Regions from separate parts of the Homo sapiens genome. Here region 1 is linked to region 2. A link is an interaction called in ENCODE POLR2A ChIA-PET data of the cell type or tissue named here. Cell type or tissue: HepG2. All regions are shown on one strand. Each heading gives the region's core, and the rest is flanking DNA. Links, peaks and the distances in the headings are about the cores only.

The links. ChIA-PET counts read pairs that join two places held together with the same protein. Peaks named below come from ENCODE experiments on the same cell type or tissue, not always from the same donor. Only the 100,000 strongest peaks of a DNase experiment are listed, where the experiment ranks them.
Region 1: POLR2A ChIA-PET joins it to region 2 with 17 read pairs; 3 of 35 experiments call an interaction of 5 or more read pairs at or near these places.

The regions. Positions count from the first base shown.
Region 1 is chr1:229,199,085-229,209,496 of GRCh38, forward strand. No RefSeq gene overlaps it. Among named protein-coding and RNA genes, the nearest start is that of TMEM78, 45 kb to the right of the region's middle. RefSeq lists enhancers at 4,104-4,741, 6,544-7,151. In HepG2, for the core only: no CTCF peak of the experiment used is centred there; DNase peaks (open chromatin) are centred at 4,057 and 4,577.
Region 2 is chr1:229,125,540-229,135,951 of GRCh38, forward strand. All of the region lies in intron 1 of LINC02815 (long intergenic non-protein coding RNA 2815), which reads right to left. Among named protein-coding and RNA genes, the nearest start is that of LINC02815, 24 kb to the right of the region's middle. RefSeq lists an enhancer at 4,483-4,777. In HepG2, for the core only: no CTCF peak of the experiment used is centred there; DNase peaks (open chromatin) are centred at 4,762 and 6,182.

The DNA.
Region 1 (10,412 bases), core at 1,135-9,134, 73 kb after region 2:
CACACATACACAGGCACGGATATGCCTATCAATACTGGGTATATATGTATTGATTTACACTGTAAGATCCATTTCTTACTATCGTAGTCTTCAAAAAAGCATGCAAGCTTTCTTAAATTTAGTCCCCAGTTATCTTGGGACTAAATCTGCAATAAGCGTCATCAATGGAAAGAGAGGTTCTTTATGCATACACAAAAGGGGTGCTGTCCAGGTGCCGACCTGGGGGTGGAAGCAGACACTGGAATTACCTGGGCAATTTCTGCCACAGGTGAGTTTATCAGAAACTAACGTGGAAGACTACAGGTACCTGCAAAACCAGACGGTCCACTTTTTAGCCTCAGGCCACCATTGCTGCCTCACCTGAGGACATAGCAGTAGTGCCAAGCAAGGACTGGTCCAGCCAGGACCATCCCAGCTCAGGTCCCCTTGGCCTGGCATCCTCTCCTGGGGACTCAGCCTCCCAAGGATCACGAGGATATTAGGTCCTAGGTTCCCTGCACCTGCCAATGGTAGGAAGATTCCTGGGCGTTCGTCAGGGGGCCCACTTTCTCCATGTGATAGAGGACAGGTTCATGGTGTTAGGTTTCAGTTCCTGGAAACAGGATATCCTCCCTTCCCTTCTCTGGCCTGCCTGGGTGCAGTGGGCTGTGGACAACAAGGATGGTCAGCAATTTTGTGGGTCTTACACACCTCAAGGGAGCTTCTGCAAAGGGATTTGGTAGAAATATTTCTTGAAGTAAACGGGCCGCTGGCAAGGGCTTGACAGTTAACCTGGGAATTTATGCACCGATGTTACAATCCCAGAGTACAAACCTGGGAGAGCCTGGCTAGACCCTCTCAGCCACAAGTCAGCAAACGTGTCTGTAAAGGGTCAGAGAGTAAATGTGGAGGCTTTGCAGGCTATATGATCCCTGTCACAACTATTCAACTCTGCTACTGTAAAGCGAAAACAACATAAACAGGAAGTAAGCACACAGGCAGCAGTGTGCCGATCAAACCGCACCCACAGCCACAGGCAGTGGGCCAGAGGTGACCCACTAGCCACAGCCGGCCGACCCTGCTCCAGTACAATCCCTTCTTTTTATAGCTTCAGAAGTTGAGACCAAGGAGAGGAAAAGGCAGTCAAGCCCCCCAAGTACTCACTGCTGGGCACGAGTTTCTGTTACACGGAGCCTCAGGCAAGAGAACCCTTTTGCTAAGTAATTTTGTGCTTCCTGAGAAATGGAATTCCTGGCCCCCTCTTGCCCTGGGCAGCAACTCAAAGTGAAGTTAAATTGCCGGGACCTGGAGTTTGTCACCCTGAGTTCAGATTCTGGCTTTGTCACAAGTCGCCTAACATTTCTAAACTTCAGTTTCCTTTTCTGTAGAAAATGAACAATAAAAACGACTTCAGCCGTGATTGTACTCAAGTATGGAGCAGTAAAGAAAAGCAAGGTCAAGTATGGAAAGCCAAGCATATAGTAAGTGAATGTCAGTCATTGTTTTCTTTCTTTTTTTGAAACAGAGTCTTGCTCTATCACCCAGGCTGGAGTGCAGCGGCGCGATCTCAGCTCACTGCAACCTCCATTTCCCAGGTTCAAGCAATTCTCCTGCCTCAGTCTCCCGAGTAGCTGGGATTACAGGTGCCCGCCACCACTCCCAGTTAATTTTTGTATTTTTAGTAGAGATGGGGTTTCACCATGTTGGCCAGGCTGGTCTTGAACTCCTGACCTCAAAAGATCCACCCGTCTCAGTCTCCCAAAGTGCTGGGATTACAGGAGTGAGCCACCGAGCCCGGCCCAGTCATTGTCTTCAATACCTCAAAGTTAAATGCTCATGCCTGTTTTCAAGCACCCCAATAATCTACCCCACCCTACCAACACTTCAAAAGAGTCAAAGCTAACACATGTGAACTTACTTTGAAAACTGTAAAACACCATGTGAGACAGCATCATGTCCTAATCTTTAATACACTCTTTCTGTTCAGATGTCTCCTTCCATGAATATACCACACCCATTCCCTCCTACATTCATTTGTCATGCATTTAGTGAGCACTTTGGAGCCAGAAACCTCTAGGCAGGTTGGAGTGTGCAGGATCTAGTCATATTGCTCCGCTCACCACTTGCAAAGACATTATCAATTCCCTTACATACTCAAGTCCTATCTCTCCTCCAGATTCAAGCATTAGTTTTTCCAGGCTGCTGCATTTTGCCTTCTACTGTCTATTGCTATTCTTACCCTTCTGATATTTTCTGTATTACGAGGGCTGGTACCCTGAAACTTGCATGTCTTATACTTTTTCTTTTTTTTTTTTTTTTTTTTTTTTTTTTTCTTATTTTTAGTAGAGACCGGGTCTTGCCATGTTCCCCAGGCTGGTCTTGAACTCCTGGCCTTCAGCAATTGCATGTCTTTTACTTTCTTTACAGGAAGGTTCTAGTCTAGCTTCTGCCATTGAGAGGCACTGGCAGGTAGCTGATATTTGGAAGATGAAAGCAAAGGATAAAGCATTATTCTTCTCTAACAGCAGTGGTTAGGTGTGTGATCAGATGGCAGACACAGGGTTTGTAGTGTCTAGGAGAGCTCCAGTGAGTTACCTGCCTTAATTCAGCAGATAGCCGACTTCCTAGAGGTAGCATCCTACAATTCTAGCACTTTCTAATTTCCTCAAATCCAACAGCTATTCTTGACTTTTGTTCCTCCAACATTTCCAACAATTTTGTAATTGCATCATTCTTTATATTAAACCTTTTTTCTACTAAAATAAAGAGTGGTTATACTATTAATAATTATGAGTGCCCTTTTTTTTCAGGAATAAAACTTGCTATAAGCAAACAACTGCCTTTATGATTCTATTCCATTAGTGTCAGGCTTCTTAGCTCCCAAATTACGTTGTAAAGTCACTGAGCCCAGGGACGGTGTCTTATATTCCACGTCCACAGCATCAAGTCTAGGGCTGGGCATGTAGCTGATTAAATAACATGAGGCATCCAGGTGCCCAAGTCTGTCACCTGTCATTCAAAAAATATTCAGTGATCTCTTTCTTAGGTCAGGCTCCCAGGAAACAGACACTCAGGATGGAGGTTTGCCTGCAGAAAGCTGACTGAGGATCAACACCAGCGGAGGACGAGAAGGAAGCAAGGGTGGGCAGAGGAAGGAGTTCAGCTTTGATGCAGCCACAACAAAAGCCACAAATGTCCCCACAAGAAGACCTGGAACTAAGATGGCCATTTAGAGGTGTCCCTTCCCACTTATTGGCAAGGTGATATTTATCCCCCGTCGACCAGCCATTGAATGTGGGCTGCCCCCAGGAAGGAGAGAGGGCCTTAAGTGAGGCTCTTGACCACTAAGGGCAACTCCTAGAAAGAGCTTCAGTTAAAAGCCTTGAGCCAGAGCTGTCAGCTACACAGAGTTCCATTAGCTGTGGGAATCAATGTTCAGTCCTAAAGGAGGGTGCTGCATGGCATACCGCAGAATCCACTAGAATCCCATCTAGGCATCAGGCACTATATAATAACTAGTAGGTTGAATTATACGAAATTGCTCGTGTTCAACTGGTTTTACCTCCAAAATAGGCAATCGTATATGATTTGATCTAATAACATTACTAAAGTCTGCTATATCTTACAAAATACTTTCATACAAATGGCTGTACTTGATCCTCATGTCAACCATGTAGGATGGGTGTTCTTATCAACAGTTTGTTATATCTGAGAAACCTAAGGCCCAAAGAGGCCTGGGGCCTTGCCCAGTCATACATCTGGTAACTTTGGAGCTTGTTTTAGACACAAATTCTGACTTCAAATCCAGCAGCCTTTTTCTCACATAATACATGGAGGAAAAAACGTCTGTGGCCTTGAATTTCTTTCTCTCATAAGTCTTACTGCCACATGACCTCAAAATGAACCAACCATGCATCATATCTCCCTTTTTCGTAGTTCTAACCAGACCCTCTCAGCCAAAGAAGATTCCATTCCCAGCTGGAAATGCTGTCTCGGAGCAGGAATGAAGAGCCTCTCTCATTGGAATTGCCCATGAGGACAAATGCACCCCCCACTTCCGCTATCTGTAGAATCTACAGTGCTCTTTGCACCTCTGTTATGCCCAGGGGAGGCCCATTTCCCTGAGGAGGAGAAGAGACTTCAAACTGCAAAAGCCTGGATCACAGCTGCTTTGAGAGGTGAATATATACATAACTTCCCATCACTAAGCAAATGAGCAATCTGCTTCTGGTCCTGGTCTTTCTCAGCTCCTGCTCCAACAGACTATGTCCTGCAGCGACACTAGAAAAACCACAACAGGTGGAGCAGGATTCTTGGGGAAACCCAACTGCAAAATGCATGAGCTGCATTGTTCATCTCAGGTGTTGTCAACTGCCCCAGGGTGGAATACACACAACCCCCATCTGGGTAGAGCAGAAAGCACACAAGGGTCTTTGGAAGCAGTTGGTTGCTAGAGGCCGGATAAAGCATTGTTCTGGAGTGCACTGTCTCCTCCAGGCCAATGAGAAGCAGTTTTTACACATGCCAGTAGCTTGGGGTTGGGTCTCAGAGGCCAACAACGAATAAGCCTTTACCTCCATGATGTCATTGCTTCCAATGTGGAATCTCATTGGCTGAAGGGCTTGTCACTCACTCACCAATGCTTTACAGGGATGGAATTCTGTGGAGTCCAAGGTTTTCTCACATAATGGGAGGCTCCCTTAATCCCTGGTTGAATTTGGCTGCTGTTTTTCTCTCCTACAGCTCAGTTCTGAATTATACACACAGCTTGTGGGTATCTTGGGGTTTTGTGCATTTTACTTTTACCAGCATATAAAAGCCCCTCAATTAGTAGTCTTGCCAAAACAGTAAATATTTTCTGGACATTAATGCTGCATAACTTTCAGAGATTCCTGCTGTTGTTTTTATTACCCCCATTTTGTCCGTGAGAAAGGACAGCCTGGAGCAGAAAAACTTCCCAGTCGCATTGATTCTAGGGTGAGAACTGTGAGCCTCAGGATACAGATTTTAAAAGCAGAAAGCAAAAAAAGGAGGCACACAGGTCTAAGCTGTGGCTCTTCCAGTATTTTCTGGGCTGCTGATCCAACGACTCCCACTTCACGTTGTGCATTAACTCTGCGGCCTGCTGCCCCACCCAGGCCTGTGCCCCCGACAGGGGCCTGTGTGCAGGACAGTATTGCAGGAGAAGCGTGTTTTAGGGCCAGTTGCATGATCTGGAGCAAGTTAGCATGCCTGTGTGAACTCCAGCTTCCACACTGTAAAATGAGCCTAACAGGGTCTCCCTGACAAAGCGGTTGCCAGGACTAGAGGAGGTCACTTGCCTGAGTCCCAAGCACAAAGTTGGTGCTCAATAAACAGCAACTGGCTTCAGGGTGGTGTCTGTCCCAGACAAATGCTCTTCAGGGGTGCTGAGGGTTCCTCCAGTCCATAACAGGACAGCAGAGAGTGCCTGCAGGAGACTGTGGCGAGGTGGCTTCCTGGTGCTGGCCTCGGGCAGAGCGGAGGACCACTTATCCAAGAACACAGACTCAGAATTGCCCATGTGAACGTCATAAGTTTCTCCAGGACAGTGGGGCCCCACCAGCGTGGGGGTCACACTTCTTACAAAGGTTGTATGTGGAACACACTGTTTTCCATCCAAGCAATGTGCCAGCCAGAACTTCACTGAGTCAGCGGCCTGGGGAACTGGAGACATTTCTCTTCTCTGGCACATATGGGGGCTCCCTACACTTGAGAGAAGTGGGAAAGGAGTAAAGAAAAAAATTCCTGGACTTTTATAACCAAAAAATATACTTCTGTTTAGTGTGGCATTAGGTCTGGACACCAGAAAACCCACCAGGGATATGTGTGCTGGATGTGTACCTTTCATTTAACTTGAGGACAAAACGAGGCAACGTCATTCCAGAGAAGCAGTGCAGAGATAAGCCCCAGCCAGGGCCTTTTGGGAGAGGAAGGAGTGGGTGGAGGGGGGGCACTGCCTGGTGGGTGACGAAGGGGCTCCATGATCAAACACTGCAGTTCTCCCACTCTCTCTGCCTTTCCCCTCCCTCTGAGCCCCTTACCCAGTCACCAGTACAACTCCCCTGCCAGCCCCCCACCAGCTTATGCCACTCAAAGGAACAAAACAATGCTCACAGAGTCAGCTCAGATCACACAGTCAGCTCGGAAACAGGAAAGCCTGCTAGCTTTTTGCCCAGGGTGAAGGAGAAACGAAGTAGAGAGTGCAGCCTGGGCCCCACTGCTCCATATTCACCACCCGTCAGTGCTCAGGGGGCTGAAATGTGCAAATACAGCACCTCTCAGGCCGGGCGGGTACAAACCATAAGGACAAAGTGACGGCATGTCGCACTCAGCCTCTGAAACTCAGCTGAAAATTCTAGAATGCTCTCTTTAACACAATCATCTGAATGCTACGAAGGAGCTTTGGTAAGGTTCCCAAGTCCTATAATTAGTCATGCTTTGCTGCAAGGCTGTTTTCAATTTACAGCGCTGCTCACACTCAAGCATGCCCTCACATTTGGCACGTGTATATCTGAGTACCTTCTGCCTCTATAAATGTGTCTCTTAGAGGCTTACTACTTGAGAAGCTTAACTCCTTGCTCAGTGGAGACACAGAAATGCTGGCAGCCGGCTTAGGGGCTCTCCTCCACCGTAAGAGCCCCGTTTACTCCCCACTGTCCTGAGCACACAGGCTCTGTCATAGCCGTCACCCAAGCAATGAAGTAGTGCCTCTTTTTTTTCCCACAGATGAGGATTCTGATAGCTGGAGAAGAACTTTCAAGACAACACAAATGCTCAGTGCTGGAATTGCGATTTCAGCTTGGGCCTGTCTGGCTTCTTTTCTGCTACATTACCTCAAATCCAGAGATGGAGCAACGGTTGCTCCTTAACGCTCTATCACCCAGCCTCCCTGGGGAGCACAAATCCTGTTTCCAAGCCAGGCTGGGACTGGATGGAGAGCCACTCAGGGCTCTCCCACTTTGCAGCAATTATGGGTAAACCATGACTTGCGAACAGCTCCCCTTCCACACTTCTGTCACTGTTGCTGACATGTGAGTGGCGGCCATGCACCAACCAGAGGGCCAGCTGGGCGAGCTGCAGTCGCTGGTGCGTCCCCTGGCCTCTGCATCAGCAGCAGGAGAGAGCCCTTTAGATGGTCTGAACCAAGTGTCCCCTTCCCTCCTCCTTATCGTCTTTGGCTGAATTTCCCCAAGGTCTTCACTCACCTCAACCCCCAACCCTAAGCATCCCCTCCTGGCACACTCCTGCAGTGGCCAATATGCTCAGACCCTTCGCCAAGTCTTGAGCCTGGCTCTGAATTCCATAACTCAAAAGGTAGGTGGACAGCCCTCCTCAGCATTCTGTGGTTGACATAAGTGCCCACCAGGCCCTCCACCTTGATGAGCTGAAGAAGGAAGCCAGTGAGATGCTTCCTACACCAAGAGATGGGGCATGAGAGGCTCTCACAGTGCAGGCCTGGCAGCAGTGCAGATTTCTTACAGGGCATCTGCCCCTCTTCTCTCTGGACCCTGAGCAGCTCTCACTGGAACCATTGCCAGGAACAGCCAGGGTTTATCATTTCAAACAACCAACCTTCACCCCTTCACTGAGCATCAATCACAGACTCAATGCTGCATAGGAGGTACACTGACCCTCAGCTGGCCTGTTAACCTGAATTTAAGAGAACATGTAGGCCAAGGCAGGAGAATTGCGTGAGGCCAGGAGTTCGAAACCAGCCTGGGCAACATAGCAAGACTCTCATCTCTACAAAAAATCTAGAAAATCGGCCAGGCGTGGTGGCATATGCCTGTAGTGTCAGCTACTCAGAAGGCTGAGGCAGTAGAATCACTTGAATCCAGGAGTTCAAGATGACAGAGAGCTATGATTGTACCACTACACTCCGGCCTGGGTGATGGAGCAAGACTCTGTCTCTAAAAGAGTGAGAGCGAGAGAAAGAGAGAGAGAGAGAGGGAGGATGCAAATCACTAAGCGCATGTGGACAGGAGCTCTGCAGCCCACCAGGTGAACTTCCAAGGTAGACTGGCTGAATGAGCAGCAAGTCTCCTCAGACACTCAGCTGTGGCCCTGCTCCTCCCTCTAGGCAGACATTAGTTTCTGCTGCAGAGAATAACAACACACAGTGCAAGATCACCACGTTACAGCTTTTCCCAGGGCAGAATGTTGCATGCTGGGTGCCACAGAAGAACAGCCTTTCCCTCCCATCTATCAGAGCATGAATATCAAACATTGATCTTGTCCTCTCCTTGACCAGGATAATTCAATTCTGTTCTCAATGTTGGCTCCACTTCAGCCTCTGGAAGGAACTTCATCATGGACTGTCGGATCCAGCCAGCAGGCACTGGAAGTGCCAAGGATCTAGGTCATGATGTTTTTTCTATGGAGATGCTGCAGCAATTAATTCCTGGTCAGACCCCTACTAAAACCACAGGAAATCACTGCCATCTTCAGTGTACTGGACTGTGAATGGCACTCATGTAAAGGTATTTTGCTGAATTCTATATGGTTCTACACATAATAATTCTAATTTATTACACTCTCAATTCCCCAGCAGCAGAGGTGGCACACACTTGCCGAGTGTCAATGCAATGCTGATGGTTGCCCAGTGACAATGCAAATTAAGGATGAACTCCAGCCTTCTAAAGATTCTACCATGTCATCTACAAGTCCTTCCTAAAGAGTTTTCCTTAAATGAGCAAGACTCTTCAACCACTTTCCAAGTCTCTTGATTGTGGCCAAAAGACAAATTCCAGGAAGCCAAGGTGGGAAGATTGCTTGACGTCAGGAGTTTGAGGCTGCAGTGAGCTATAATTGTGCCACTGCACTCCAGCCTGGGCAACAGAGAAAGACCCCATCTCGAAAAAATGAAAAGAAAAGAAAATAAAATTAAGTGAAGAAAGGAGCTCTGGCTTCCATTCTCACCTCTAATTGGAAACAACGAAGAGAGTTTCCATAATGAGTCTGGGTCATTTCCCCTCCTTGTGGCGCATAGGTCTAGCAAGGAACCAGTTGGGCAGGATAGCTTATCAGACCTAACTCCCTTGTCCCCAGCTCTCTTACCTGACTGGAGCACCCTGCCTGCAGTTGGACATAGTGAAGTCACCAAGTCTAGGAATTATCTAGACACAGGGAGTTCTAAGTAATTTATTTATTTAACAAACATTTACCTAACACTTACTAAGTTCCAGGTCTCATCTAAGCACTTTACATGTGCTAGTTCCTTGAGCCTCAAAAGAGTCTTATTAGGTAGAGCCTATCATAGTCTTCATTTTAAAAATAATGGATCTCCTGTCACCACTCCTTTTCAATATCATACTGGAAGTCCTAGTTAATGCAACAAGAAAAAAAAGGAAATAAAAAGTATAAGAATAAGAAGAAAGAAATAAAACTGGTTTTGCTTGCAGATGACGTGATGTCTGTGTAGAAAATCTGAAAGAACAGAAACAACAAAAATCTGAAACTAAAACCCAACTATAGCAAGGTTGCAAGATACAAGATTAATATACAAAAGTCAATTGCTTTCCTATGACTCAGCAATAAACAAGTGGAATTTGATATTAAAAACATAATACTGTTTATAGTACTGTGAAGCAAGTTTACTGTGCAATGATTATTTGCCCAAGTCCAGTGAGACAGAACACTCATGCATGCAAGTTACACAAAACAGGTTTATTACTCACAGATAGGCAGTAAGGGACAACAGAAGCCTAGGATTCATGACAAGCCAGTCCCCCAAAGCTCAGAAAAGCTGCCCAGGGTAGATGAAGACTCGACTGCACGTGACCCCACTTGCACCACAGCCAAGGAACCCCAGAAAGCAGCCTACCTTGGGTTTTATCCTCCCCAAGGGAACACAACATGCTAGACTAAGGCACTGAAGGACATCCTGCTCTTAGGGGGAACAGGAACGAAGCCTGACTGTTCCAACCAGCTCCTCCTCATCTTGGCATGTTGTACTCCCAGCATAAGAACTCCCAGCATTGAGAACTCCAAACAAGAAAGGGGGAAGAACTGGGTCAGTCTGAGGCCATGTGAAAAACTTCCCAGCAATTAGCACCCTCCAAAATGTAACACTTAGGTACAAATCTAACAAAATATGTGCAAGATCTATCTGAGGAAAACTACAAAAAAAAAAAATGGAAAAGTGAGGCCAAGCTCGGTGGCTCATGCGTGTAATCCCAGCACTTTGGGAGACCAAGGCAGGCAGATCATGAGGTCAGAGGATCAAGACCATCCTGGCTAACATGGTGAAACCCCATCTCTACTAAAAATACAAAAATACTAGCTGGGCGTGGTGGCGGGCACCTGTAGTCCCAGATACTCAGAAGGCTGAGGCAGGAGAACAGCATGAACCCAGGAGGTGGAGCTTGCAGTGAGCCAAGATAGCGCCACTGCACTCCAGCCTGAGCAACACA
Region 2 (10,412 bases), core at 1,215-9,214:
AAGGATGTGATCTGCCACATTTCCAAACACCCGCTTCCCCTCTTGGGATCTCTGTCTTGGTGGTTATATCCTTTCTGGAATATAATTGTGGGTGAACTTGCTTCATCATCTCATTTTTATTATTGTTATTATTATTTTTATTCCCTGAGGGGCACTAGGCCTAGGACATCTATACTTTGTGTTAAACACCATATGGTTTATCCACAACACACACCTGGTAAATGTGTCTGAAATGACTACTCAAGCCCCGAATCAAAATGTGGTCACTCCCATGGTGTGCAATGGAAAACTGGCCCTCAAAGAGGCCGCACTGAGCGTCCAAGACCTGGGTACTACTGCCCCCAGTTGAAATCTTAATTTTAGTTCTATCCAAACTATAAAGCTAGGAAGCTTTGGCTCCTTCCCTAAAGAAGCCGCATTTCCCACTCATTGCCATGCCCCCTAATTGGAAGGAGAACCCACATTTTTTTTTCCTGAATCCAAAGTCTTAGTCTGGAAGTGGTGCTGTTCTCTACACCTTCATCTATGTTCTATCCTCTCAGCCAGCTTCTCCTCCCTAAACCAATGGACATCTTGAGAGCTCATGTTTTCATGTTCCTGTGGGAAGTTTTTAGACAAATAAAATTAGGAGATGTGGGATGTGGAGAACAGACAAAAGTTAGACGGAGGGTCAGCATGACTATAAGATCAAATAAAGAAAGATGCAGTTGGTGTTTTTATTTTTATTTTTTTTACACTGGGAATTGTTTGGTGTTTTTATTTTTGAGCCAGGGTCTCTGTTGCCCAGGCTGGAGTGCAGTGGTACCACCATAGCTCACTGCAACCTCTGCCTCCCAGGCTCAAGCGATCTTCTTACCTCAGACTCCAGAGGATCTGGGACTACAAGGCTCTTGCCACCACGCCCGGCTAATTTTTGTAATTTTTGTAGAGAAGGGGTTTCACCATGTTGCCTAGGCTGGTCTTGAACTCCTGAGCTCAAGCAATCCACCTGCCTTGGCCTCCCCAAGTGCTGGGATTACAGGCATAAGGCTCCTTGCCCAGCCGCGGTTAGTGTTTTTAAGCACGAAGAAAAGAAATGTATTTCATCTGCTATCTGGATCCATGTGCTGTAACTAGAGACAAAATAATCCTTGAAGGGACCTGAAAACTTACTTTCAGATGTTTTTCTGGGATACATCACTTTGCTAGGTGGTAACTCAGGCAAGCATAGAGGGTGTGACCGTACTGGTTTTCTTTATAAATCAGATATAAGATGAGAAACAAAATGCATAAGGATGCCTCCACTAAAAGGTCAGAAGAAAGATGGAGGCGGTGGCACACGTAAGACAAGTTAGCAGAGGAGGGGGAAGGTGATGTGGAGGGAAATGAGGTTAAAAAAATTAACTGAAGAACATACATGGGCAAAGAAATTTAAAGATAAGGCTATATTTTGACTAAGCAGGTTTAGTCAGGCAACAGAGACAAAATTCCCTCAAAATTAATTTCAATGAACATAATTCTTTTTTATTATAGTTTTTAAATTTATATATAATAGTTGTGCATATTTTGGGGGTACGTGTGAGATTCTGATACCTGTATGCCGTGTGTGATGATCAAGTCAGGGTAATTGGGATATCCCTCAGCTCAGACATTTATCCTTTCTTTGTGATGGGAACATTATAATTCTTCTCTTCTAGTCACTTTGAAATTTACAATAAACAACTGTTAACTGTAATTTTCCTATTGTACTATCAAATACAATGAACATAGTTCTTAATGACAGACATCAGAACTTAGAAGTTTTCAAGATGGGAGCAGAACAAGTTTTGATCAAATGTACACATTCTTAACTTGTGAACTGACCACCCCAATCAAAACAGATTTGAGCAGCACTCTGAGAGAGGACACGTTGGAAACCACAAAGGAAGTGGCTAGTGGGAAGGTGCAGGGATGGGGAAGCCCCAGGAGGCCTGGAGCCAGCCCTCAAACTCAGAGCCACAGCCAAGCGGACTACAGACAGCCATTCTGTTGCTGGAGGCATCAAAGCCTTGTATGAAAGAGGTCCAGTTCTGATGCCCACACTATCCACAAATGTTAATTCTTCTCAGTGAACCCCAAAGCAAACTTGTGAACAATGAGGGAAGCCTTCAATTAAACTTTTAAGCATTCTTGAACCTCCCCTCTGCAAATACTTATTTGTGTTATGGGTAAGTTTTGAGTTACAGATTGTCGACATGGGGGATGGATTCAAATGATTCAGCTACATTTCAAAAATTCTCAAGCTAGAGATCAAGTTTGAAATGAGTATGGATCTAGAAGAAGCTGAGAAAACAATTCTAGGAGATTTAGACGAACCAAAATGTATTTCTTCTCCCCAGTCCTAAACTAGTCCATGTTTTTGTTCTAAGTGGCCTGCTGTACTTTTGTAAAACAAAAAGACCACCCAAATCTCTAGTATTCTGCGGCCTATATAATCAGTGGGCAGAGTGAATTTTCCTTCCTTGCCATGGACCAAGAAGAGCCTCATACACCCAACTGTGGCCTCACCAGATTGTTTTTAGCCTGATGATGAGCCTCTATTAAACCCAGAATTTCTTTGTCCCAAAGAAGGGTCATGTGTGTTTAACAGACATAAAATCTGCACTAAGTGGGAGTCCTGGGCCAGCCTGCTGCGGCCTGTGCATGGTGAGAGGGAATCCTGCATAGCCCATCTGCTGCAGAAGAAGTTTCCAGAGAGGAAGAGAGGCCACCCAGAGACAGAAGCTCGTCCTCCCACGTCTCTCTAAATGAACCTGGTTTCTGCTTTCCCCGGCTGCTCCCAGAACCATTCAGATCTCCCCTTACCCTCTATTTTGCTATTGACTTGTAGAGACAAGGCCCACTTGGGCCTGCTTAAAATAGAACTCCCTGCGCTGGAGCCAGTTCTATATCAGTGAGTGTGCGTGTATGCTGATTTTCTTTGTCCTCTTTATAAATGAAAAAACTAAAGGTAATTACAATAAGAGCTTTGTTTTTTTAAAATTAAGCTCTTAATAAGTATCATGAACTAGTCTTTTTTTTTTTTTTTTTTTTTTTTTAGACGAAGTCTTGCTCTGTTGCCAGGCTGGAGTGCAGTGGCGTGATCTTGGCTCGCTACAAACTCCACCTCCTGGGTTCAAGTGATTCTCCTGCCTCAGCCTCTCGAGTAGCTGGAACTACAGGTGCCCGCCACCACACCCAGCTAATTTTTGTATTTTTAGTAGAGACGGGGTTTCACCGTGTTAGCCAGATGGTCTTAATCTCTTGACCTCGTGACCCGCCCGCCTCAGCCTCCCAAAGTGCTGGGATTATAGGCATGAGCCACCGCACCTGGCCTCTCAGTTTTATAAGCATTACCTTATTTGAACTTCACAAACAACCTGAGTGGTTATGAGCTGAGTATTGTTGCTATTATTAATCTATAAATGAGGAAACTGAAGCTCAGAGAGGCTTATTTACTCCCCCAACGCCACACAGCTAGTAAGTGATGGAGCCCAGATTAAAACTACTCAGTCTGACTCCAAAGTCTCTCCGTCTCCCTCATTCTCTACCCGTCCACACCACGGTAAGCTAGTTATCTAAAGGTACAAACAGGAGTTTTAACTTTTACTTTTACTCGTGAAAAATAAACCCCAGGAAATTTGAGCCATAAAAGCATCAGACCGACCCTTGGATTGTTCTGCAAAATCAATGCAGAGAAAGCAGAAAGGCTTTCATTGAACCGTGTAGCTAAAAATAAAAGACCCAACGAGCAAAGATTCCCTAGTGCTGGGCAGGAGAGGGGATCAGGGAAGTAGAAGAGAGAGGCAGCCTCTGAAGGGGCTCCCACACAAGTGCAGGGCGGCAGCACCTTAGCCGCAGAGCCCCGGGTGCTCTTCTTCCTGCCGGGACACCTGAGCCCACGTTCTCCTCTGCTGCTTGCCTCTTAGCACTCAAGCTGAGGTGTCGAGACCACATCCCAGAGGGCAAATGGCAGACAGTTAAGGAGCTGAGCAGCCAGCTGGGGTTGCTTCTTCGTCCCCAGAAGCCCCGCCAGCAACTTCTGTAGACCTGCCCATGGCCAGGACCTCGTCACAAAGCCTCCTCTGGATGGGGGGCCAGCCTCTTGCAGCTGCCCACCCAACCAGGGTGCTCGTAGGTGTCAGGCAGGACTCAGCAGCAGAGAGACAAGTCTTTCTGAAAGCAGAAAGGGAGTGCTCATGGGGAATTACATGACTCCCGGAATCATTAGGAGGCAGGTTCGCTTCCCAAAGCCACGCCACAGGGCTGGATGCGGAAGGACCTGCCTTCTGCTACAATTAGGGAGGCCCCAGTCACACCGGGAAGCCAGGGCTAAAACTGCAATGCTTTTTCTAGGAGCTCTGCCCCTACATGGGTGCGTCCCTCCCTGCCTCTGTCTCTCAGCTTAACCCTGCCTCAAATTTAGTCTCGTGACAGAAAAAATGGGACTAATCTGATTGGCAGAACCCACATCACATCCAGAATCCTAGCGCAAAGGTGCTGGGAAGCGCAGACTTGCTTTCCAGCTGTTGCAGAACTAATGGCACAGAGGAGGAAGCTGGGGTGGATGCCACACACGCCCATCAGCCACGAGTTAGCAAAGGAAGCAGAGACCTATTTCCAGGGGACTTTGGCTTCTGAGCTGCTGGTGGTGGGGGAAGGGAAAGGGAAGGGCACTGGGGTGAAAACAACCCTTCTTGCTTTCCTGTGCAGAGGACTCAGGATGTGGTTGGTGAGCCCATCATCTGGGGAGACGCATGAAGGGGAAAGGGGGAAAGAAAGCTTCAAAAGAAACATGGCTGAAGGGTTCCCGTCCTGGAGAAGAAGGGGTGGTGCTGGCCGTGACACTTACCCTATTGCCTCACAGACCTGGAGCGATTGACCTCTCTTGTGCACACCAGGGAGTGGGAGGGACAGGGGGATGAGGACATAGGCCTGCCTTGAAGAGCTTGCACCCTAATGAGAAAGCTAGAGCTGAGAAGCGCAAAGACAGGATGGAACAGGCAGGGTCCTTACAGTGCTACAGATGGGTAAGCTGAGGCCTGGGGGGTGACCACCTGCCTGGCATCCCCTGTGCCAACCTCCACCCCCCAGCAGGCTACTTCCATAGCGATCCAGGCTTCAGAGCATCTCAGGTTCCAGAGAGGCTCCAAAACGCACCAACTCAAAGTCTGTTTTACTGGAAATGTTCATGAAAATCTATTCCATTACTATTTAGATTATCAAGGCACACCACAGGGTGAAGTTTAACATGCAGCAAAACTTTTCTCAAGCCTCTTTTTCCAGCTCTCTCACTGATTCTCCAAAACTTCTCTCTTACTCTCTGCTCCCAGCAAAGCCTTGCCTCCTGGCAGCCCATGTGGGTGCCTGATTTTCTTCTGCTTCTTTTATTTAACCTCTACTCTTAATTCTCTCCTGCAAGGAAGTCTCTGATTCTTCTTCTGTAATTCCCAGCTGTCTCCCCACCACTTGCCTGCTTGAATCTCCATTTCTCTTTCTCTCTCTCCCTTGCCCTGATTCTAAATTGTAAAAGCCCAGAAATGGAGCTGGCAAAGATAGAATCCACTTTCGTCGGTGAAGGGCAGAGAGGTTATGAAGGCTCCTATTGCAAGCAATCATGGTCTCTGTTCACTCCCATAGCAAAGAGAGGAAACGTGAATCTCCTTCTCTCGAGCAGGTAGCTTGGCGTTCATTACCCTTCTTAGGAGCACTCCATAAATGTCTGAATCTCAGCAAATGTGGCCCCCCACCTCCTCCCCATCTCTGCCCTTGAACACTTGGAAGATCTTTAGAACCTGTCATCACTTGCCCAGGTTCATGGCAAAAGCAGACCTAAGTTGGAAACACCTGGCTCTCAGCCTCTCCACCTTCACCCCTGGCTTCTTCTGCTGTCAAACTCCTCTGAGTTTTTAAGTACAAAATGTGACACTTTCTGGTGTTGACCAAGCTGGAAACCAGCAGGTGCCCACATCTTAGACTACCCCTGCCCTCAACAGCAGCTTACATACTTAGAGTTTATTAAATCTGTTTACCACTACTCTGCACCTTAGCACAAGCATTAGTTAATCCCCTGTTTGGAGATCAAACCCAAGAAACATTTAAATATGATCTCCTGCCCAGTGTGGCAAACAAATCATTTCCATCATGGAAAAAAACCAGGGAGGAAAACAATGGTGCATTGAAACCAGTTATGCAACACAATCCTCAGTGATCAAAGTCCTCTGGTTTTCAATTAACGCAGGACATTCAGAGGAAGAGGGCTGCCTGCTTATTGATTAGTTGATTGTTTATGAAATGAAGAAACCTCATCTTTTCTCTATATTCTACTACTGGCTAGGGGCCTGGGAAGTGAAAATTGCCACCAGCACCATCCTGCAAAGCAGAGAACATTCCATTTACTCCTCCTTGCTTCCTGGGTGCCAGCACCCCCATCTTACCCAAGCTAGACCCTAAGGAACCTCTAGTTTCTCCTTCCCCTCACCTCCTCATGTAATTTCTCCCCAAATAACATCACATTTGCCTGAGCTCTGCCTCTCAGATCCCTGCTCTCCTTTACTCCTGTCTCTTCATTACTCCTTTCTCACCAAGACAGTAACAGCAGCTTCCATCCTTGTCTCTTTCCTGTCAACCTATGTGACTGCTAATGCTATTCAACTTTCTACATCTTAGATTGGGTTCTAACTGTCCTTTGACACAAGCCTTCCTTTGAGATGTGATTGAAAGTGATGTCTGTTACTTCTGGCAGAGCCTCAAGGGCCTGTACTCGCTTTGCCATGATCCTTTTTCCCTCTGCCATTGTGACTGACCATGTTCCTGATGAGGCTGCCACATGAGCCTGAGGAACAGAGTGGTACCACCCCACAAGGTCCACATAGCACAAGTGAACTACAATGCTTTATTTCAGTAACGCCACCCGTGTCTTGGAGCTCTATGCCCTGAGTGATTCAGGAGGTGGAGAACAGCTCTGGTTGCTTCCTTCTTTAAAGAATATCATTACTTTCCCAAGCTAATGCATGAATTAGAATCTAAAATATAGGTCAGGCACAGTGGCTCATGCCTATAATACCAGCACTTTGGGAGGCCAAGGCGGGAGTATTGCTTGAGCCCAGGGATTCAAGACCAGCCTGGACAACACAGAAAGACACCATTTCTGTTACATAAATAAATAGATAATCTGAAAAATAAAACAGGAATGCTAAGAGGCAATGTTGTATAATAATAATTTTTGTTTAATGACTGGCCTTTGTCCCAGGCTCCTGGGAGGGCAAATCTAAATCCTTGGAATTTCCCACATAGTAGGAGTGTCTTTGTTTTTCAAGAGGCCCTGGATTGGACCACACCTGACTTTATGCTAATGAAGTGGACCATGGTGGTTCCTAGATAGCCTCAGGATGGGGCTGGTCATGCTAGAAAGACCAACCATGTGATAAGAGGGCTGGGACTTTGAGACATGGAATATCAGTCTGACTTCCCATCCTCCAGGGAGGGAGAGAGCTTTAATAATAAAGCTGTAATCAAAGGTATAGCATTTGCCCAAGTTCTGTGAGTTGTTCTAGTGAGTTATTGAACCTGAGGAAGACCATGGGCACCCCTAGATTTTTGGTTGGTCAGTCAGAAGTAGGGGTATTGTTGTTGTGGGTCATGTTCTTTAATCTTTGGGGTCTGTTCTAACTCCAGGAAGTTAGTGCCAAAATTGAATAGCAATATACCAATTGGGGTCAGAATCGCTAGAAAAATAGGTTAGGTGGTGGACTTCACTGGGACATCCAGGCAGAGGTGGTGCCTTGGAATGAGGAAGTGGAGACAGAATGATATGAATAGGTGAGATCACTTCCACTGGAGTCCAAGCTAAGTCAGCTTCTTAAATCGTTCACATTCCCACCTCCTCACAGCCAAATGAGACCATTTCCTGCCCAGAGACTGGTTTCAGCTGGGCATCAATTTCCTGAACAGGGAAACCTACCAAACTTCTCACCTCCCAGAGAAAATTGTGCCCTCACATGGAAGATGAGGAGAGCCTGCTCCTCTCATTCCAGCGGCTCTCTTCTGCTGGCATTCTTATTCTTTGCACACGTTTTACAATTCACAGTTACCGGAGGTGGCAGGTCCCAAAAGTCTCTTAATTTGTCTTCTAGAAACTTCTAAAAGCACACTCAAACATCAGGACAAAAGGGAAAAGTGTCCCCCTAGGATAGTTCACTGCTATTACATAAGTTTCAAAAATGGACTACCTAAAAGATGACTCAAACTGAAAATGTAATTCACTGATATGGTCTGTCTCTGTGTCCCCCACCAAAATCTCATCTTGAATTGTAATCCCCATGTGTTAGGGGAGGGACCTTGTGGGAGATGATTAGATCATGGGGGTGGTCCCCCCATGCTGTTCTTGCTATAGTGAGTGAGTTCTCATGAAATCTGATGGTTTTACAAGGGCTTTTCCCCCTTCACTCTGCACTTGACTCTTCTGCCGCCATATGAAGAAGGACAAGTTTGCTTCCCCTTCTGCCATGATTGTAAGTTTCCTGGGGCTTCCCCAGCCATGAGGAACTGTGAGTCAATTAAACCTCTTTCCTTGATAAATTACCCAGTCTTGGGCAGTTCCTTATAGCAGCATGAGAATGGACTAATACAGTTAATTGGAACCAGGAGGTAGTGGGGTGCTGCTATAAGGATACCCAAAAATGTGGAAGCAACTTTGGAACTGGGCAATAGGCAGAGGTTGGAAGAATTTGGAGGGCTTAGAAGAAGACAGGAAAATGTGGGAAAGTTTGGAACTTCCTAGAGACTTGTTGAATGGCTTTGACCAAAATGCTTATAGTGATATGGACAATGAAGTCCAGGTCTCAGATGGAGATGAGGAACTTGTTGGGAACTGGAATATGCTTTATTTTGCCCCTGCCTTAGAGATCTGTGAAACTTTGAACTTGAGAGAGATGATTTAGGGTATCTAGTGGAAGAAATTTCTAAGCAGCAAAGCATTCAAGATGAGGAAGAGCATAAAAGTTGGAAAATTTGCAGCCTGATGATGCAACAGAAAAGAAAAACCTGTTTTCTGGGGAAAAAGTCAAGACAGCTGCAGAAATTTGCATAAGTAACAAGGAGCCAAATGTTAATCACCAAGACAATGGGGAAAATGTCTCCAGGGCATGTCAGAGACCTTTGAGGCAGCACCTCAAATCACAGGCCCAGAGGCCTATGAGGAAAAAATGGTTTTGTGGGCTGGGCTCAGGGCCACCCTGCTGTGTGCAACCTAGGGACTTGGTGCCCTGCCTCCCAGTCAGCTCCAGCTGTGGCTAAAATGGGCCAAGGTACAGTTCAGGATGTGGCTTTAGAGGGTGCAAGCCCCAAGCCTTGGCAGCTTTCATGTGGTGTTGAGCCTGCAGGTGCACAGAAGTCCAGAATTGAGGTTTGGGAACCTCTGCCTAGATTTCAGAGGATGTATGGAAATGCTTGGATGTCCAGGCAGAAGTTTGCTTCAGGGGCAGAGCCCTCATGGAGAACCTCTGCTAGGGCAGTGCAGAAGAGAAATGTGGGGTCAGAGCCCCCACAGAGTCCCCACTGGGGCACTGCCTGTGGGAGCTGTGAGAAGAGGGCCACCATCCTCTAAACTCCAGAATGGTAGATCCACCTATTGCTTAGGCTGTGCACCTGGAAAAGCCACACACACTCAACACCAGTCCATGAAAGCAGCAGGGATGGGGGCTGTAGCCTGCAAAACCACAGGGGTGGAGCTGCACAAGGCCATGGGATCCCACCTCTTGCATCAGCATGACCTGGATGTGAGACATGGAGTCAAAGGAGATTATTTCAGAGCTTTAAGATTTAATTACTGCCTCATTGAATTTCAAACTTGCGTAGGGCCTGTAGTCCCTTTGTTTTGGCCAATTTCTCCCATTTGGAATGGGTGTATTTACCCAATGCCTGTACCATCATTGTATCTAGGAAGTAACTAACTTGCTTTTGATTTTACAGGCTCCTAGGTGGAAGGGACTTGCCTTGCCTCAGATGAAAGACTTTGGATTTGGACTTTTGGGTTAATGCCAAAATGAGTTAAGACTTTGGGGATATGGTGGGAAGGCATAATTGTGTTTTGAAATGTGAGAAGGATGAGATTTGGGAGGGGCCAGGGGCAGAATGATATGGTCTGGCTCTGTGTCCCCACCCAAGTCTCATTTTGAATTGTAATCTGAATTGTAATCCCTGCATGTTGGAGGAGAAACCTTGTGGGAGGTAATTAGATCATGGGGGCTGTCCCCCACCATGCTGTTCTCATGATAGTGAGTTCTCACGAGAGCTGATGGTTTTATAAGGGGCTTTTCACCCTTCACTCTGCACTTCTCTCTCCTGCTGTCATGTGAAGAGGGATGTGTTTGCTTTCCCTTCCGCCATGACTCTAAGTTTCCTGAGGCCTCTCC